Linked DNA regions of Homo sapiens: region 1 is linked to region 2. A link is an interaction called in ENCODE POLR2A ChIA-PET data of the cell type or tissue named here. Cell type or tissue: CD4-positive, alpha-beta T cell. All regions are shown on one strand. Links, peaks and the distances in the headings refer to the core of each region. The heading gives the core; the rest is flanking DNA. Region 1 overlaps BBX (BBX high mobility group box domain containing). Region 2 overlaps BBX (BBX high mobility group box domain containing).

What was found. ChIA-PET counts read pairs that join two places held together with the same protein. Peaks named below come from ENCODE experiments on the same cell type or tissue, not always from the same donor. Only the 100,000 strongest peaks of a DNase experiment are listed, where the experiment ranks them.
Region 1: POLR2A ChIA-PET joins it to region 2 with 5 read pairs; 7 of 35 experiments call an interaction of 5 or more read pairs at or near these places.

The regions. Positions count from the first base shown.
Region 1 is chr3:107,667,652-107,670,578 of GRCh38, reverse strand. All of the region lies in intron 3 of BBX (BBX high mobility group box domain containing), which reads right to left. Among named protein-coding and RNA genes, the nearest start is that of BBX, 150 kb to the right of the region's middle. In CD4-positive, alpha-beta T cell, for the core only: no CTCF peak of the experiment used is centred there; no DNase peak of the experiment used is centred there.
Region 2 is chr3:107,597,620-107,600,546 of GRCh38, reverse strand. The region is part of intron 2 of BBX (BBX high mobility group box domain containing); the gene reads right to left. Among named protein-coding and RNA genes, the nearest start is that of BBX, 76 kb to the right of the region's middle. RefSeq lists an enhancer at 1,211-2,033. In CD4-positive, alpha-beta T cell, for the core only: no CTCF peak of the experiment used is centred there; a DNase peak (open chromatin) is centred at 1,256; H3K4me3 peaks cover 1,485 bases; H3K27ac peaks cover 1,488 bases.

The sequences.
Region 1 (2,927 bases), core at 208-2,707, 70 kb before region 2:
AAATTTTTATTTTATTTTTTAATTGACATATAACAGCTATACATATTTATGGTGTTGATATTTCAATACATACGATGTATAGTAATCAGATCAGGGTAATTATTGCATATCCATTGTCCTAAACATTTATCACTTCTCCCTGCTGGGAACATTCAATATCTTCCTTCTAGCTATTTGAAACTATATATTATTATTAACTACAGTCATTCAACAGCAGTATTACACTAGAACTTATTCCTGCTATTTAGCTGTCATTTTATATCCTTTAACAAATCTCATTTTTATTCTTGAAAATTAAGACATCAGTTTCATTTCTTAATATATTAAAATTACTATTTGGTAGAAAATGTATTCTCTTACTGTATGTTTTAAGTTGATACATTAATAAAATGTATTAGTGATCTATTTTGTTAACTGACATTTTCTCTCAATTTAAAGTGCATTTCCTCAAATGCTGTGAATAAGAAATAGTTAAATCTAATTAGCTAAGTCTAATACATAACATCTGATTCAAACTCAGGTGTACTAATATACATGAAAGAATATATATAAAAATATGTATGAATATAACCCTAATTTGGATCCATTTCATAATTCCTAATAAAGTAATATTTTCAAAATAAAAACTAAAAAGTTTATCTGTTTTCCATTTCCATGCTCATGAGTCAGAGCAGGGGTGTTAAAAGGCTTGGCGACTTGGCAGTCAGGCCTGGCTATGAATTTTGACCACTAACCTAAGGACCTCTGTTCATTAATCTGTAAAAGTAGACTAGGGCCTACTTCACAGGATGGTGACAATGGAAACAGATAATAAATCTGAAAAATCCCTTTTAGAGTACCTCATATATACTGCCTTGTATACATACTATTATACTATTAAAAATGCATATTTCCTTCCCTCTTCAAACCCTTTGGCACCACTTCAACCCAAGAGATAACTATAGCAGTTTCTAAGTGATAATCTCCATTCAAACTAATCTGTATCAGATTTACTTAGAATCATGCTTTGAGGTTTTCACTCCCTGAAATCAAACCCTTTAGTGGCCCTTTACGGTCTACTCCTAGAATTTAATTCCTTAGTTTGGTATTCCGCATCTTTTTTGTGCCCCTTCCCACCTCACTCCCCACCCACATATTCAAAACCTGGCCTCAAACTTCCTTTGCCTTTTACTATATCCCAGAAGATGTATTCAAGGCCCAGCTCCCTGCAATGGAGTGCTTTTTTGCCTCTTATCATTTGTCCAGAGATCCCTTATTTAAAACGGCCCTTCTCTCTTCCTCTTGATGCAAGTCAAATATGATCCTAGGCAAAATAACATCTCCTTCCTCTAAATTCTTAATTCTCTACAGCATGAGCCATAAACTGCCTTGTGACACTATTCTATTATTATCTCAAATGATAATTTTAAATCTGTGACTCAGCCTCTTATTGTACCTCTACCTCAGAAATATTCACATCATCATCATCATCATCATCGCTAGCCTCTTAATTACAGGCAGGGAGTCTTAAAGTTCCCATTGAAGACCACAGATTTAAATCTCTGAAGTTAACATTGTCCACGGTTCATCCTTAACTTTAACCTCTGAATGTGGGAGGGGGATGGGAAAAAGTAGGTGTCTCCCTTATTTGTCTTTGAAGTTGCCACAATAGCATAAATCAAGAAAAAGGAGAACGCAGTCCCATCATGATTTTGTCAACCATAGTAAGTACAAAAAATAAGAGCCAGAACCTTTGCGTGAAAACTGTCTTGGAAGCCATTTAAATGCAAATAATTTCAAACAAATCAACAAAAGTCTCCGGCACATTTTTTAAAGATTGAAAGAAAAGGAAACGTACTCAAATCAATCTTGATTAAGCTCCAATGAGTGAAGAAGAAAGGCTGTCTCCATGAGCTTTAATTTTGAAGAAACAGCTGACTGGATGACTCCATTCAGTGAAAATCAGACCCACTCCTGCCTTGGCACAGAGCTCTATTAGTTCTCTGACTCAGAGTTCCAGAGCATGAACTTTCTTAGGTCCAGAGTGGTTCTTAGCAGGTAGCTGGTTACTAAGGGATGAAAACGCAAGCCCAATGTTTATTGAGCAGCTCCGGGCTCATAGAAATAATACTGCCATCAACCTGATTATAAGAAACACACATCTATACGTGCTGTGTAGGGGTTAAGTTAACAGGAAATAACCATAAATGGATGAAAAGGGCAGCCAAGAATCCTCTAAGTTCAAAACAGACCTTAACCTAAGGGCAATAATGTCATCATTCAAATGAGACACAGTGCTTGGCTAGCACAGGAAAAAGGAGTAGTGTCCACTGGCTGAGCACAAAAGAAACACACAGATTCTGAGTTAAGATTTGCTGGGAGAAAACAGTTTGGCACTTGCATAGAAGAAGAAAACCATATTTAGTAATTTTCAACAACATAATATGTAGGTGAGCTTCCTAGAAGGGTCCCAATTCCTCAAAATAAATATCAATATTAAAGTGCAGCTGCTCTACTTTCTGTTCCATTGTTTTTACAAAAACAATCAGCGACTTATTTTTCAAATTTAATAAAACCTAGTCAGGCTTTTGGAAATGTAAATTTTTATAGCTAAGATAAATACTAGAAAATATTCAAGAAAACAGATTCATTGCTCACTTCTTTTTCATCAAAATTACAGATCCATTTAAACATTTCAATTTTTAAATTTCAAATACAAACTACGAGACAAAATGAATATTGTTATTCAAGCAAGACCTGAATCTGAATGAAACTATTCAAAACTATTTTAATAAAATACTTTCTAATAATATAGATAAATCTATTTTTAGAATACTTCCTTGGATAATTACATAAACCTCAATGCTGAGTTACTTTTATATTTATTACCAACTTTACTGTATAATAGATAATAAGAGTAAAAAATATGCAGTTCAAAATTTATTCTT
Region 2 (2,927 bases), core at 140-2,639:
AGCACCTTTGTATGTAAATTAACTTAAACAATTTAATTTCCCAAGTTTTGTAAAATAAATTTAAAACATACTAACATTCAAATGTTCTCCAGTATCTTCCATGATAAAATAATTCAAATCAAGCAGAAACTACTTTGTAGCTTGAATGGTCTCTACCACTAGTAGCTCATCTAACGCACATGATAAAATGTTATATATTTTCCTACTTCAAACATTTCTAAAACTTTCTATAACAGAACAATGTGGCTTCTTAGTAACCAATATACAGTTCTCCATGCTTCCTTAGGTATTGGTTATAGTCTTGTTCTTAATACTTTTCTCTGACTACTGAATAAAAACATGTATAAAGATTTCTTAATTTCCTTTGAAAATATACATGCATGTGTGTTCAAAAGGCTTCTGGCCTTAATATAGGTCAGGCATCAATGGTTTTAGGCTATGCTTCTAAATTTTAGTGGCTCCTCCAGATTTTTCCACTTAAATGTAACACACCCTCTAAAAACTTTAAAACTTTCACTTTAGTTTACAATAAATCATCACCCATTTCCTTTTACTTTTGCCATCTGTCAGTGCAAAAAGCTCCTCATGAATCTGAAGCTTCTAGGCTACTTGGAGTCTCTCATTAATCTTTGTCATGTGGTTCATAAATAATGAGAGACGTATTAAAAATCATCATCTTGTTTACAGACAACCGCCACCAAAAGAGCCTGGAATAACACTGTGGATTTGACTAGACGTTTTCAGCCTGAACCAGCATTTCAGGAGTCCTGATGTGGGGACGAAGCACATATTTAACCTTTTTTACCATTAAGCTGGTTAACTGTACTACGTTTCAAGTAAGGATTACCCTTTCCATATCAAAACACTAGATAGAATTACGACCTTACAGCCATCTAAGCAGCTGCTGGACGGGCAGTTTGTTCCACAGCCAACACCTTTCCATTTTTCAAGCACATACCTCTCACAGAAATGTTTTCAGTGCGGCAGTCTACAGAGCTGGTTATAACACCGGCACGATGTGACAACAAAATTCAAGATGATTTTGCTCTTTCAGCCTGCCCCCACTTTTTTTTTAAAAAAAATTGTTTCCTCCTCCTTCATCCCCCAAAGGAAACCAAACCAACAATACTTCCACAAAACCAGCCTCAGACTTATGAATATAATTCTTTCAGTGAAAGCAGACCAGCTTTATAGGGGAACAGCTTTCATGAGAAGCAGGAAGCTGATCTGAGCAGCAGAGAGCAGGGATGGGGCGGAGCAGAAAGGAACTCAGCTGGGGGAGAGAGCGAAGCACAGACAGTACTGGCTGCTTCTAGTTACTTATTGACAGTTTCATCTAATAGCAAGGATTTATAAACAGCGTGAACATCCATCCTGCCATACCTTTCCTTCCTTGTATGAATCTCTGTCAATCTGGTAAACTATTACACAGGGGAAAGTAAGGCCTTACAGCCCCGCCAGAGCCCAGTTGCAGGGAAATGATGTAAGCTTCCCACCTCCCACCAGCCCCCGCTCTGCCAATCCACCTCTACTCTGACCTGTTAATATCCCCTTCCTCCCCCAGGGTCACTGCCTGGGGCCAGAGGGCCCCAGGCTTGCCTAGCTGGGTCCTATTGTGGGGCAGAAAGTGTCTGCCAGCGGGTAAGAAGCATTTTTGTTTTGAGAAAGTCTTCAATGAGAGAGTAAATGCCTTTCCATTTAAAAAATAATGCTGCATCACTAAAAGCTAATCAGTCCTCAAGAGAAATAGTATTAAATAGGATTGAGGTGAGGAATGCAATCTGCCAAAAGGCAGCAGAAGGTGTGATGTAGCAAAGGTTATAATACTGGGAGTTAAGGGACATAGGTTCTACTTTTTTCCTACCACCTATGTGACTTCAGGCAATTGGCATAACCTCTCTAGTTTCATTTTCTGTAAAACTAAAGAATTAATATAAATTATATCTGCAGTCTTTTGTACTATTGTAATTTTATAAACTGACACCCAAAATAAATAAGCCGGGAAGCAGAAAGTAATCTTACTGTGGCCAATTGTTTGTTGTTTACTCAAAATTGCAAGTAGTTCCCTATATTAAGCTATTTTAGATCTGCTTTGCCAAAGTACTAGTCAATGTGAGTAAGACTAGCACAAGATATAAAGGGGGATAAGCTACAGGTAGTTCAAGTGTCACTCCTGATCTGGAAAACTTACAGAGAATTAGGATTGCAAAGACTCATGCGCAGGAAAAGACAATTTATAAACAGATGCATAGATGCAATCAAGACCAAAGACCTAAGACATTACCCTAGACAGCATAAACAATTTACCTTGGTCAGCAGTGTTCTAAGTTTAAGGGACACATACACACACACCCCCTAGAAATTCTTATTAAAAAATTAAGATGCCAAAATACGCCAATGACTATCACAATAGTCTTCAAACTGGGATAAGCAAACTTCTGGAAGCACATGGTTTTCCAAAGGATATGCAGGCACACAGGTAGTAAATCAATTTCCATGTCAACTTTTCCAAGTACCCTCTCCTAAAACTGACCTGTCTGAGAGTGCTCCAGGGGAGTAGATTACCCTATCTTACCTTCCCTTTCCCAAACCCCTCATTCTCCCATTTTACAAAATCAGGCACACAGCTCACCCATCATCAGTTTCTCACTCTGGGGCATTGCTTGGGGTAGGGGACCAAAAACAAAACAAAACAAAACAAAACAAAACCTCTGGGCAGGACACAAGGGGACAATTGGAAATACTGTTGGTGAAAAAGTGAATGGCCCTAATCAATCACTCTTCTTTTGCCACTCAGGTGGCTTTGCCAATTCTTTGTTTAGAATAAAATTGGAGAAGGACCTAATTGAGTTGTCAGCTGATAAATCATTAAATCATCAAAAATAATTTTACATGATAAATCATTGAAAGAAATGAGCAACACTGCT